2 separate regions of the Homo sapiens genome follow, and region 2 is linked to region 1. A link is a loop called in an ENCODE intact Hi-C map of the cell type or tissue named here. Cell type or tissue: OCI-LY7. All regions are shown on one strand. Links, peaks and the distances in the headings refer to the core of each region. The heading gives the core; the rest is flanking DNA. Region 1 overlaps LOC101929510 (a long non-coding RNA gene). Region 2 has its middle 130 kb from the start of LINC01871.

What was found. Peaks named below come from ENCODE experiments on the same cell type or tissue, not always from the same donor. Only the 100,000 strongest peaks of a DNase experiment are listed, where the experiment ranks them.
Region 2: a loop joins it to region 1, with 4 times the contacts of the local background. A loop is called at or near these places in 2 of 110 quality-filtered maps.

The regions. Positions count from the first base shown.
Region 1 is chr2:7,662,219-7,669,163 of GRCh38, reverse strand. LOC101929510 (a long non-coding RNA gene) reads right to left here. Exons shown (of 5, transcript XR_007088657.1): 2 at 2,650-3,109; 3 at 1,394-1,603; 4 at 1,240-1,317. Among named protein-coding and RNA genes, the nearest start is that of LINC01871, 60 kb to the left of the region's middle. In OCI-LY7, for the core only: a CTCF peak has its summit at 3,458 (motif pointing right); DNase peaks (open chromatin) are centred at 3,083 and 3,483.
Region 2 is chr2:7,592,232-7,599,176 of GRCh38, reverse strand. No RefSeq gene overlaps it. Among named protein-coding and RNA genes, the nearest start is that of LINC01871, 130 kb to the left of the region's middle. In OCI-LY7, for the core only: no CTCF peak of the experiment used is centred there; a DNase peak (open chromatin) is centred at 3,776; H3K4me3 peaks cover 1,889 bases; H3K27ac peaks cover 2,098 bases.

The DNA.
Region 1 (6,945 bases), core at 1,674-5,673:
ATGGGGAGAGTGGGTGCCCTGGTGGTGTGTTTGAGTTGACTTGCACCAGCCTGCAAGAGCCTAGGGTTAAATTTTCAGCAATTTTGTAATTTGGTTGTTAAACACAGTCATTATTAAAAATCAAGTGTACTATTATAACTTCTCTGTCCAACTTTGCCTTCAGTGACATCATGTTGGTAGCTTGAAATTGAGCATGGTAGAAATATTTATAAAACAGAAATTGGCAAACACTGTAAAACAAAACTTGATTTAATGCTCTGTTGATTGACTAGACTTAAGAAAGTATTGCAGAAAATGTCAGTAATGCAGATTAAACCTAATAGTGTGCTGTGCATGTAGCTACTACATTGTGTATAGCAAAAGATATTGAAGAAATATTCTTCCTGTATTTGAATACCATTATCCAATTAGACAAAAAGTTCCTCACATCATTGAACAAAGGGTGAAATTCCGATATACATAGCAATGAACCAGAAACAGACTTTGATTTACTAAATGTATAATAGTTTGTATGAGAATGAGAACTAGTTTAACAATAGATCACATATTGGACTTAATGATAACAAATTTAATGAGGAAAGAGCAGAAAGGGATTCAGTTTCAATTATCAAATCATAACTGAATTGTAACCATAGGTTGGCTACAGATACTGCAGCTTGGCAAAAATCAGTGAAAGTATTCTGTAAGAATTAATTGCTTATGTAAAATTTGCAATAAAGAGTATTGTGTATTTTATTATTTGTAAATTGTGTGATATACATCCTTTATATGAGTAAAGTTTATAATGACATTATATACATGTATATATATTCTAGCAATTTTTATTTGGCGAGCTTGTTGTTAAATATTTACCTGCAAATCACTGTGTGCGTTCTTCATTGTAAAATGCAATCATAGTTGATTTTGAACAAGGGAATGTAGAGCCCTAGCTACGTTATGGGCATTATCTCCCCACTTTTCCTAGAGATGTATCCTCTCCTATTACTTTATAAAATATATGTAGCTTAACTTTTGTTTTCTGGGGGGTAAGGGCATTCAGAATATCCCCATCTCTGCTCTGCCTGTAAAATACCTATACATGCTTTATCTTTTTTTATATCATAAAGCATACAACTAACATATGCTTCTTAAAAAGACACCAGGAAAAAACACTTAAGCTTCATAACTATCAGTGAGACCCCCAAAATAGCATCTTTCAATTTTCCCTACTGCAGTTCTCTAGCTTAGAAATTCCCATACCTCCAGTGCTGACTCTGGTAACTGTCCTCTCCACTAGAAATCCCATAGTGTAGAGTCCCATTCCAAAACAAAAGATACCTAAGGAAAAAAATAAATTTAGATTTTTAAATAAATAAATCAGGACTCATGAAAGCTGCTTCTCAATTTTACATACCCATAACGTTGCCCACTTTGCCCTCAAAGGATGATGATTATTTTGTCTTCAGGAAGATGATCCTTCTGTCTGAAGCTCTTTTGCCTGTTTGTGGTATTTAATGTTGACCCCGCCGTCTACATCTCTGGGTTAAGTCATGGAGGAAGGAAGCCCTGTGTGTGGACAAGGTGCCTGGCTCTGGTGACCTTCTCCATCATCACGTGATCTCACCTATAAACACAGCATCCCAAAGAAGATGACAAATTAAAAAAAAGAAAAAAAGCTTATCTGAATGACCTTCAATCAAAGTCTTCCTCAAGATCTCACTTCCTCTTCTCTACTCTCAAAACCTGAGCCCTAATTTTTTCCTCTAAACCTAAAAAGATACCCAGTTTTGATTGCTAAAATGTTTCCAACACAAGTAAAATAATTCGACTTAATGGATAGAGGATGACTACTGAAATTCATTTATCTCGATTTGGTATATTTAAATACCAAGAAAGATCAAGGAATTCATATTGGCTACATATGCGCTAATGAGATAATCAGGGTTTAATGAAAACCAACAGTTATTAGCTAATCAGTTCAGCTTGGTGACTATTGGTCTGTTATGGCAGGACAAGAATAATTAAGTGATACTTAGAGGTATGAGAAGAATGTTAGTCAGAAACTGATGTATCTACAGAAGGCTCCAAATGGCCGACGTTTAATGGTCCTCTCTACGTTGCCATGACAACTCACTTGGTAACTCGTGTATCCTCAGTTTAGGAAAACAAGGGGCAGAGTGTTCTTAGGAAGGTGCCATCCCCTTTAAGCGGATCTATAAGCATCACAGATGAACAGAACTTTAAACATTCCGCCATGAATATTCATGAAGTAAGTTGTTTTTTGTTGCCTGCCTAGTCAGCAGTCACAAAACACATGGTGTGTGTTGGCAGCATCTTGCCTAGGTAGAGGGCTAGGGACTGAGGCAATGGCAGGAACCAGGACCTGTGAGGCTGACTGACATTTCCATCTGTAGCAAAGGCTGGTAATTAACAGGAAGGAGTATGCCTGCAGCATTGCACCATCTGCTAGGGAAACGGCTCAATAAGAAAGGAACTGGATGGAATCTCAGCAGTGGCGCGATCTGGTTCCGACATGAGGCTGGGCATCTGTTAGCTGAGGAGATAGACTATTAGGAAATTCAACTGGGAATGAACAACATGGAAAGAGAGCACTCTGACCTAGCCCATAAAAGCAACTCTTCAGAAATGGTGTCTTTTTATCTTACTTACCCAAGTCTTCTGAAAATGGTTTGCTCAGGGACCATTACAGATCTGTTTGAAATAACACAATGGTTTCAAAAATGCTGTTTTATTCCAACATGAAATTCTTGAAATCAGGATACAGCTGTCATCTTTTGACAATAGAGCTAATTTCAGAGCGAGGATATGAGGTTAAATTCCTTCTTTTGTTGTTTAGATTGGGGAGCAGCGGAGAGAAACAAAAATGATCATTTAAATGCTATGCTGTTCAAAATTGAGAAGGCAAAAAACCCTGGGATGCCCTGATGGAAACTGAGCAGGTCAGAAATCACCCCAAAATTCTTACAATGTCTTCATATTTCTGTTTTGCTTTTTCTATCTGACATCTGCTTCACAATGCAAATCTTCCTCACTGTGGAAAACCACACTTCTGGGCTTCAGGCATAGTCGTACTTGACTACTTTCGGCACTGTGGTTTCAGGTACCAGATCTAGAAATGGGAGTAAGTGCATGAAACAGATAGTGTCTGTTACTGTCACTGGCCCTGTTTGAGGGCAGGATGAGTAGGGAACACATTTCTGAGGCTTCCCTTTGGCTTGCACCTGCCCTCGCCCCATACTCTTAGGAGGTACATAAACCCCTTCCGCAGTGGAATGCATCTTTGAGAGGAACCAACACACAGAAAACTTGATTTTTCCCATCAGCTTATGGTTGATGCCACTTTTAAGAATATAAATGTGTTATTAATCTTTCAACAATCAGGAAGAAGTTATTGACTCAAACTATCTCAATCAGGTTAGAGGTTCGTGTCTATGAGCACCATTCCATTGACTGAAACTACCGACTCTCACATGAAGTCCAGCAGATGGCAGATGACTCGTGTGTGTGTGTGTGTGTGTGTGTGTGTGTGTGTGTGTGTGTGGCAGTGTTACTAAATTGGAGCCATTGAGTGATATTTACTGAGACCTCATGGTACCATATGGAATTGAAGAATATATAGGCCTTGGAATTTAAATTCCTCTAAGAAAGATGGACACAGGCTTCAGATTTAGAGCCTTTTTTTTTTTTCTCATTCTCTCTCCTCTTGTGAATGCTGATTATTTTGCTAATCCAGGGAAATGCTGGTGTCTGAAAGGGCTAGTGTGAAACAAATAGAAAAAAATCTTATCCTTGTCAGATATGAGAAAGATTAACTGGAAAAAACAGACACTTCATCCAGTCTTGTGTTGGTAAGGTTTAACAACCTCTCCCAGCGGAGAATGAAGAGGTCCTGATTTGTAGCATTTTCCAAATTCTATGCTGTAAATATTCTCACTGTGGCCAATGGCAAACTACCCTCATCTGATCACTGAAGGCAGATTTGGGAGAAGATGGATACCGTCAGCTCTCTGGAACTGGTGGGGGCTGGCTTGAACGCTCCTCTGATTTTATTCCTGCATGCTTCATATATAACAAATTGGTAACACCAGTTTTTGTTATGTTGGTGAAAGTGGTCCTCCTTCCACATATTGAGAGCATAATAGATTTGAATATTGTTTTACTGCCAACAAAATCCATTCATATGCATTAATTCATTTGATATTCATAGCCCTAATGATATAGTCAGAAACGGAGGCTCAGTGACATGCCACAGGCCACATAATTTAGCAAGTGGAGATGTGACTACATTTCTAAGGTAGGTCTTTTCTTATTTAAGAGTTTGCTTCTAGACAGACACCTGTTCATCCCTTGGCATGGAACTGAGCAGCCAACCGGATGAATCCACGCCTTTGTCTCCCTTCCTTTGTATTTCTGTTCTGCGCTCTGTTACTTAGCTGTATTTTGACCTCAACCTTCACCCTTTACCTCATCTCAGCTGAAGTACTTGAAGTTGTCTTAGAGTATGGATAGCAGTGACATGGCGGCACAACTTCACTATTTCTCCTGGCAGACTGGAGTGGCTCAGAGTGCAGCCCTCACATTGCCTTCCCTTGTCCAGCCCACAGGGCCTGGGCAACACTGGGCATCCTCAAATCAGGAACCTAGGTGCCAGGCTGTATTCTAGGGGCTCATTCAATGTTACTTATTGTAAGTTGCAACAATAAAGAATTTAAGAGTCATTAAATAAAGAATTTAAAGAGTCATTAAAAAGTGGAAAATGAGAAGTGCCATTGCGCGTAGGAAGCTGGACAACATCACAGCACTGCAGATGTAAAATGCAAACTTCATGGCTGGAACCCTCAATCAGCTATACAGGATTTTTTAGCAAACACACCAGTATCATTGAGTAGAATTCTATGTGGCAAGTATTTTGCCACTTATAGGTGACACAGACATTAACAAAATAGTCTCTGCTCTCAAACATCTCACCTTATATTGTTCTTCCAGGGGAAATAACTCTGACTGTAAATTCTCTAGGCAGCCATACCACTTAAAGTCACTGTAGTGAGTTAATAGTAAACCAATAATATCATTGTATCTTTGGGGAGTCACTTAAGGGTTACTTGTCGCAAAGTGAGTGCTTCAGCTTCATCATGGAGAAGACCCCCATAATTTGGGAGGTTTCTACCATGATAGGTTACATTGGAAAAATTGATGGCTCAAGATTGAAAAGAGCTCCATTAACTCCAAGGTTGCTGGAGAGCTGAAACCAACTGTCTTACATGGGCCTGTTCCCCCATGTGTGAAGATGACAACTCTGATCCAAAAAAAACCATGAATTTAAATGACTTGGTGGTTGTATGGGTGACTTTTCTCCCTCTCTCTCTCTCTCTGCCTTTTTTTTTTTTTTTAGATGGAGTTTCATTCTTGTTGCCCAGGCTGGAGTGCAATGGTGCGATCTCGACTCACTGCACGCTCCGCGTCCCGGATTCAAGTGATTCTCCTGCCTTAGCCTCCCGAGTAGCTGGGATTACAGGCACTTGCCACCATGCCCAGTAATTTTTGTATTTTTCGTAAAGACAAGATTTCACCATGTTGGCCAGGCTGTTCTTGAATCTGAAACTATTAAACATGAGGAAATGGAACACGGGTTCAGAGATATCTCCATGATATTGACTTTAAGAAACTGATGCTCTTAGAAAATTTGGTTTCTCACCCTTTGCTTCCTTGTTCTCTGTTCTGGTTCTCAGAATCATGAGTGCTTGGAGAGCAGAACTGATCAATTCTCCTTTGAACCTTCCACTCTGCCTGCCCATATAGGGCCTGGTAGGTAGTAGCTAAGTAGTTTTTCATTATTAAATTACATGTAATTTATGGAGGCCTTTTTATTTTTTACTATTTTTTCATTACTTTCTTATTACATGAGTAATGAGCATTCATTTTAGAATAAATGCAAAATTTAAATACAAAGAAATATTTTAAAAACATCTCTTGCTTTATTCCAAAAACTGATGTTAACATTTTAAAAAGATTAATATACTTGCAGAATATTTGTGTATGCTTATGTTTTATCAAAAATATTCTATATTGAACATGCCATTTAGATATTTGTCTTACTTTTTTCACCAAACTTTTTAACATGTATTTTCATGTGGTTAAATGTTCTTCTACAATATCATTTTTAAGTCTACATAGTGTTGCACTACATGGCTGATCAGTTTTATTCAACTAGGCCTTTGGTACTAAACATTCTGGGTTGTTTAAAGTTTTCTCTCATTTTAGCACTTTGGGAGGCTGAGGTGGACGGATCATGAGGTCAAGAGATCAAGATCATCCTGGCCAATATGCTGAAACCCCGTCTCTACTAAAAATACAAAAATTAGTTTGGCATGGTGGCACGCGCCTGTAGTCCCAGCTACTCGGGAGGCTGAGGCGGGAGAATCACTTGAACCCGGGAGGTAGAGGTTGCAGCGAGCTGAGATAGAGCCACTGCACTCCAGCCTGGCAAAAGAGCAAGAACCCATCTCAAAAAAAAAAAACAAATTTTTTTTTGTAAAAGGTTTGTTGAGCATAATTTCACCTAAATTGAATAACCAACCACACATTTACTTTATGATATATTCCTAAAAGTAGAATCGATAGATTACAGGCCTTTGTCCTATTGATATCTCTCCAGAAAAGTTGTATCCTTTTGTGAAGTTATTAATCCAACAAACATTTATCGGTAGTATTATTTGGTTCTATGTTCCTATAGTGTACAAAGAGGGGGCTCAATCATTAAGAGTTATCTATGAAATTTTTCACATTTACCAACAAAGGATCTTACAATATCATTACCCTACACATTTTTATTTAATATTGCCTTACAAAAACTCTACAAGATGTCAGAAAAACAAAGACTTATATCTAGTTCTTTTTATATCAGTCATATTGATTACTACCATACTAATTATGAGATGAAGACTA
Region 2 (6,945 bases), core at 1,866-5,865, 70 kb after region 1:
TACTGACCTCATCTAACTGCACCACTCAGGGAATGTGACGGTCCCTTGAGGGTCCTGTAGTAACTGAAGGGATGAGCCTGCAAAGAGCTTGAGCACCATGAGTATTCTGGAATTAACCTGTGTGTCACATCCACCTGAGCACATACTGGATTCCCCCTTCCCACCAAGGCACTTGGAGTTACGGGATGTCATGAGCTTAGCAGGGTGATGTTGTGATTTTTGACCTTATGGTACCAGCTCATTGAATTGCCATATTTTATTTTGTAAATCAAAGCAGCAAACATAATCAGTAAGATTAACTACCAAAAGTCCCCTAAAAATATAGTCAGTGATGAGCACCTATCAGTGTTCTCTGTGAAGGCACATGAAAAGCCGGATAACTCGGCCCTGACTTTATAAGGAAGAAAGGTAAGGATCAATAAGTTCTGCCAACAGAAGGGACAGTTTATTAGCAGTGTTTCATGCTACATTTCTCAAAGTTTAGAGAGCATTTAGACACATCTGTGGGGCTTGTTAAAACCTAGGTTGCTGGCCCCTATCCCTTGAGTTTCTGTTTTGTTTTGAGTAGGGACCTAGAATTTACATTTCTAAGAAATGTCCAGGTGATTCTGATGTTGCTTGTCTGAGAAACTGTGCTGTGTGAGAACCAATGCTTTACACAATGGTGAACCTCGAATTGAGCTAAGTCTTCCCAGGATCTTTGGTGTTTTCAGCCCTCAGCTATTAAAAATTACTAATACGGGCCACTCACAGTGGCTCATACCTGTAATCTCAACACTTTGGGATGTCGAGGTAGGTAGATCACTTGAGGTCAGGAGTTTGAGACCAGCCTGACCAACATGGTGAAACCGGTCTCTACTAAAAGTATGAAAATTAACTGGGTATGGTGGTGCATGCCTGTAGTACCAGCGACTTGGGAGGCTGAGCCCGGAAATCGCTTGAACCCGGGAGGTGGAGGCTGCAGTGAGCGAAGATCACACCACTGCACTCCAGCCTGGGCGACAGAGTGAGACTCTGTCTCAAAAAAAAAAAAATTTACTAAAGCAAGAAGATACAGCAATACAGCAATTATTAACTTTTGCTTCTTTTGTTCTCATCACCTGAAAATCCAAATCTACCTGTCTTGTACATCTCAAGTAGAATACCCCTCCTTCAAGGAAAAATTTCCCAAAATGTTATCTGTCTCGTGCAAAGACTTCCTAAATCTTCCAATTGAGAGGAGTCTTTCCCTCCATAAACAGCCACAGCAGGCATTCTCACAATGCCCATCTCTGTCTATCTGGGAGTATTTGTGTCTGTGTAGACATATTATATGTATCAAATCTCCCACCTTCCATGCCCCAGAAGATGCTGGGTAATCAAGTCTAAGCTGGTAACTAGGCATAAGTCTCTCTACAAAAGCACCAGACAACCTTTGATTTCTATTCCTGAAAAAAGAAACACTGTTTTAAACTATGACTGAATATTGACATCACACACTTAGAAACACAAACACACACACACATCCATCTAAATGAAAAAAATATACTTCTCTGAAGGACCACATCCCAAAAGTCAATCTGACAAAAGAATAATTGGAAGCTTTAAATACAAAATTATTTTTGGAGGAATGTTGATCTCAAAATGGAGGAAGCCTCTTCTTTAAGTTTCTTTCCTGCCTGCCACTGCTCACTTTGTATGTGGCCCCTACATATAGTTTTGTGTTTCCACAGGATCCGAGGTGTGTGTGTGTTCGTGTGTGCCCGTGTGTGCTTGTGTATGTCTTCATGAACTCTGTTTCCCTCTTCGGCTGTAGGTTCTGTTTTGTATTATGTTCATCTGCATTAAGTCTGTTTGGTGTGATTCTTACAGATGGCATAGAAGAGTATTATTGAAATGACGTTTCTAGTAGCCTGGACACCTTCCAGCACATTCAAATCATAGGACCAAATTCTTTCATCTAATTAAGTTTGAAAATAATTTAGCTGATTGATAGTTTGGGTAGAAAGAACTTCTCTAGACCAGGGAGCCAAAAATGGCACATGCTTGAAGTAATCTCACCTCCTGCCATATTCAGAACTTACCATAAATTACTTCTGCTAATATGTTTCCTGAAATACACTCAAATTATCTATAGCAAAAACCTCCTTGGAAAATTCGATCCGTCCCCTCTATTGTGCTTGTTGTGAACTCAACCCTGTGTAACCAACATCTTTCTCTTTCTTTCTTCACGCTTTGGTGAGTACACAATTTGCAAACTTCAGGGACGGAAATTAACAAAGAAACATTTTTATTAGCAGTCCTAATTTCACATTCTATTAGTGGATCAATTACCTAATGCAAAGACATACAACCAACTTAATAAATAATAATTATTATTAGGATCACCTGCATACAATCACAATCAATTCACTATTTACTCTTTTGAAAACCAAGACCTTTCACCACAGGGGAGTAAATGGAAAATAGATGAATACGATCAGGTTGATTGCTGCACTAACTACTCAGAGTTTGTGCCAAATTGAGGTACATCCGTAATAGAACCTTGAGAACACAGAGGAAACCACTCCGGTTCCAGATTGCTTTTTCCTCTACACTCGCTGGGAAACACCTCACCGGTGGAACTGCTTCTCACTCATCTTGTAACTCCAGCACTTCACACATATGTAATAGGCACTTAATATGTGTTTGTAGAGTTGAATATAAAACCTACATATACTCCTTCTAAATTTCTGCTTCGTATTCTATCCAAATAAAAAGTGTGCAAGCTTAAGGCTTGTATACTCTCATATAATTTGAATTCTGGCATTATTTTGTTTATTTAATTATTTAGCCAGTTGGTGATCTAGTTAGTTTTGTGGTTTAGTGTTTTCAAATACTTTGAGTAGAGAAGAAGCCAAGCATGCTTGTTATCAGAGAAAAAAACATTTTTTTTCCAAACCATGGAAATCCTACGTTATTCTAGATTATCTGGATAGTGACATATTTTCTAAATTCACAAGTAATTCTCAAGCAAGACTAGAAATCTCTCTGTTCGAAATGTGTTGTCAAGACTCAGGTACATTATGGAATCCATTTCATCCCCAAAATATAGCTGACAGCATTTTTTAGGTAAATCCTTTACATCTGCGCCAAAGCCACTCAGTTTTCATTATCTTGTATTTTAAGATCAATTATCTTTTAATATGATTCTAAAATTATTCTCAAAGCTAAAGTCAATGTTGGCTGATTTCGCCATTTGATTTCTTCATAGTTATTTAACTAATAGCTGTAAAGCCACAAATGAATACTGGAAAAAAATGGAAGAAAAAGAGTTGTTATCAAAAGCTATGCTTTTCTTTAGTTTCAATTGCCCGCATACAACCATATTAATTTAAAATTATGAGCTAGAGATAGAAATACATGAAAATGTTTCACTGAGCCTTTGTTGGTCTTATAATTCCAATTCCACTTTCTATTTTTTTTTTAAGCAATTAATTCCACAACTAACACTCTGTGGCGGATGTCATTCAAACTGCAGAAGCTTATTGGGTAGTTAAAAGGATAAAATCAAGTAGTCATTCTACTAATCCCTTTACAAGGAAACAGCTTTCTGCATAAAAAGTGGAACTTATGTGGCCATTAGCAGATGCTACATCAAGCGACCAAAAATATACACATTTAAATTCTTAAGCACAATCTATGAACACTACACAGATGGTTTCCAAGAAACTGTACCTAAATTGATTACGATAAAAATGATCTGCTGCAATTGTTTCTGTCAAAAGGGAGAACAGAATTTGTCCCAATGTGTCGCTCTGCCCACTCATGCAGAGAACCCAGCTGCTGGGACAGATGTTGCTCTAAGCACTTTATTTTAGGGTCATTAAAATGGTTACAGGGGTTAGTCATCCCCTGTTTTATAAATTGTGCTTACTAGCTGAGCTCAACAGATGCTAGAAAACTTCTTTGTAGTTGATCAGAAACAAAGTTTCATCTCAGATCCCCTCTACCTTGTGCTTATATGCAGAAATTAGGAACAAATGGAGATGAACAGTGAAACAAAGAAGTGTGTAAAAATCCTGGCACATTTGATCCAGGAAGGTGTCTTTACATAGCTCTGTTAATAATGCTGATGCTGGCCTTGGAGCATCCTTCGGCTGACAATGCAAAGCTGTCTTGAAGGCTTGCATGTGCTCACGTCATTTAAGAACTTTGGGGTCCTCTACTCATATTGTATAAATGCATGTTTCAAATTGATCCTATTCTGTGCTGTCATCCTTGACAAAGTGCTCCACAGAATTTGTCAGACAATAATACAGATATTCCTATTGCTCCTAGAGCACACTTCTTTAGAAGATATTTCTAAGCCTTTATGAGAATGTTGTTCTGCTCTCTCCATTACAAGCCACGGTATCCCTATTGAGCTCTGATTTTCTTTTATCATGATATATTGGACTGACACCTAATACATCAGCAAAAATCCAGGAATATCAGCGAAATCAACCTATACAAAATAAGCATACATACCATTGTGGGAAGGTAGCTATTCATGTATAAATAGATGGGATTCATGTTAACGGTGGCTTAAACTATTACTACTCCTACACTTTAATAATCTAGGCTGCAGAACCGATAACAATGCTGACAAATTAATGGAGGCACAAGGACACAATGTGCTACTATCCTACAGAAAAATCAGGAATTCAGTGGGGACAACTTGCTCAATAACGAAGGCTAGAGGAGAGACGAGAGAACAGCAGGAGAGGGGAGACAGTGGGAGCCAGGCTGCGAGCTATTCTAGAGAAGGGGTGTTCTAAAGTAGATGGGGGCTGAAAGTGTTGTGAAACTGATATGATTCCAAGGAAGGACAGATAGGCAAGGACTTTGGCTACTTTAAAAAACCCAAGGCTCTCCAGAGAGTTAAATTAAATATATATATATTTAATTTATATATAGAAATATATATTTATATTTTATATTTTTATTTATATATTTTATATATTTATATATAAATATATTTATATATTTTATATATTTGTATATAAATATATTTATATATTTTATATATTTATATATAAATATATTTATATATTTTATATATTTATATATAAAGATATTTATATATTTTATATATTTATATATAAAGATATTTATATATTTTATATATTTATATATAAATATATTTATATATTTTATATATTTATATAAATATATTTATATATTTTATATATTTATATAAATATATTTATATATTTTATATATTTATATAAATATATATATTTATATATTTATATAAATATATATAAATATATATATTTATATAAATATATATAAATATATATATTTATATAAAAATATATAAATATATATATTTATATAAAATATATAAATATATATTTATATTAAAATATATTTATATTAAATATATATAAATATATATATTTAATATATATATACACATAAAGAGAGAGAGAGAGAGTTTTGGAGCAAGGGCAGGCCAACAGTATGTGGAGCCTGAAGCTTATACAAATAATTGGTGGTGGGGGCTGGGAAGCAGGGATCTATAAGAAAGAAAACACAATTCTATGAGCTCAAAATTAGGTACAGAGTCTTGGCAGTGGCCCATGCAAATGATGACAGTGGAGCTTAAACTGAGTTTCTTGGGAAATCTGCAACTGCTTTTGAGCCATTAGTAGAATTCCACATACTTCTTTCCCAAGTAAACATTGCTTGGCTTACTTAATATTGCTGGAAAAGTAAAGAATTTGTACTGTAGTGCAGTGTTTCTCAAACTGGGATCTGCAGGCCAGCAGTGTCAGGTTCATTGGGAAACCAGTTAAAAAGGCAAATTCTCAGACGTTGACTTGGAGTCATTGAGTCAGAAACTTCAGGGGTAGGTCCAGCAATTTGTGTGTATGTGTGTGTGTTTGTTGTTGTTGTTTGTTTGTTTTTTAACCAAGCTCTGCAGGGGATGGTGATGCACCCTCAGGTTTGAGAACCATGACTGTAGGGTATCCATCAACCCCAAAGTCTCCAACTAAAAGCTAAACCAATTTAAGTAATTTTTAGAATTCAGGTGAAACCAGTAACTGAAGATTAAGCACATAAATAGGAAGAAGATCTAAAAACAAATAATCTTCAGTTGACATAAAGAAACATGGAAACCACTTTGATTCAGAAATGGAGATTCACTTGCCTTCTGTGCATCCCCCAGAGTGCCCCTGACCTGTCCTCCCACCCAGTCCTTGCTACGGGACTACTTGATTCTGCTTACTCTGTCTTTCCTGTTCTGAGCATCAATCGGTCCCAGAGCCGAGGTGTGTTCTGCTTTGTGCTGCCCCCACGTTTATTTCTTCAGCTCCCCACTGCCAGCTTCTTCTCTTGTTCACTGGCCCATTTGCAGATCTTGATTCACTTACCTGCTCTCTCATTAATGTTGCAAGAACTCTGCTAGGCACTGCAGAAAGAGCAGACTATAAAATTAAAAGAACCCCAGGCTTCACAGTACTATACTTGCAAGCTAACCTGATTTCAAGGCTGCATGAACTCTGAGAGGGCAGTTGAGGTGGACGGGACAGGGGACCTGACCCAGCTGATGCCCTGTGTGTGGGAGTTGAGGAGGATTCAGGCACTGATACCCTAAAATGAGACTTCAAGCCAAGTAACACTCACTTAATTCCTTCAAAGTCTTTCTCATTTGTTTTGTTTTGGTTCAGGTTTTCTTTTGTGTGAGGGAGTGGGACAGAGGGACTCACACTCCATGAAAAGAACTACCCAAAGCCCACAATTGAGGGTCCAGAGCTACTTCCAGTCAGTAGAAGGAAGGGTAGGACTCATGCTGCGTAGCAGGAGATGAAGGAGAGGGGTGGGCTAGAAGCCAAATTTTTAAAAATGTTTGGATTTTATGCGCAGGGTTGAGGACTAAGCTCTGATTTTTTTATCTCGCCCAAATTCCTTTCTAAGGGATCTGGGGAGTCATACCCT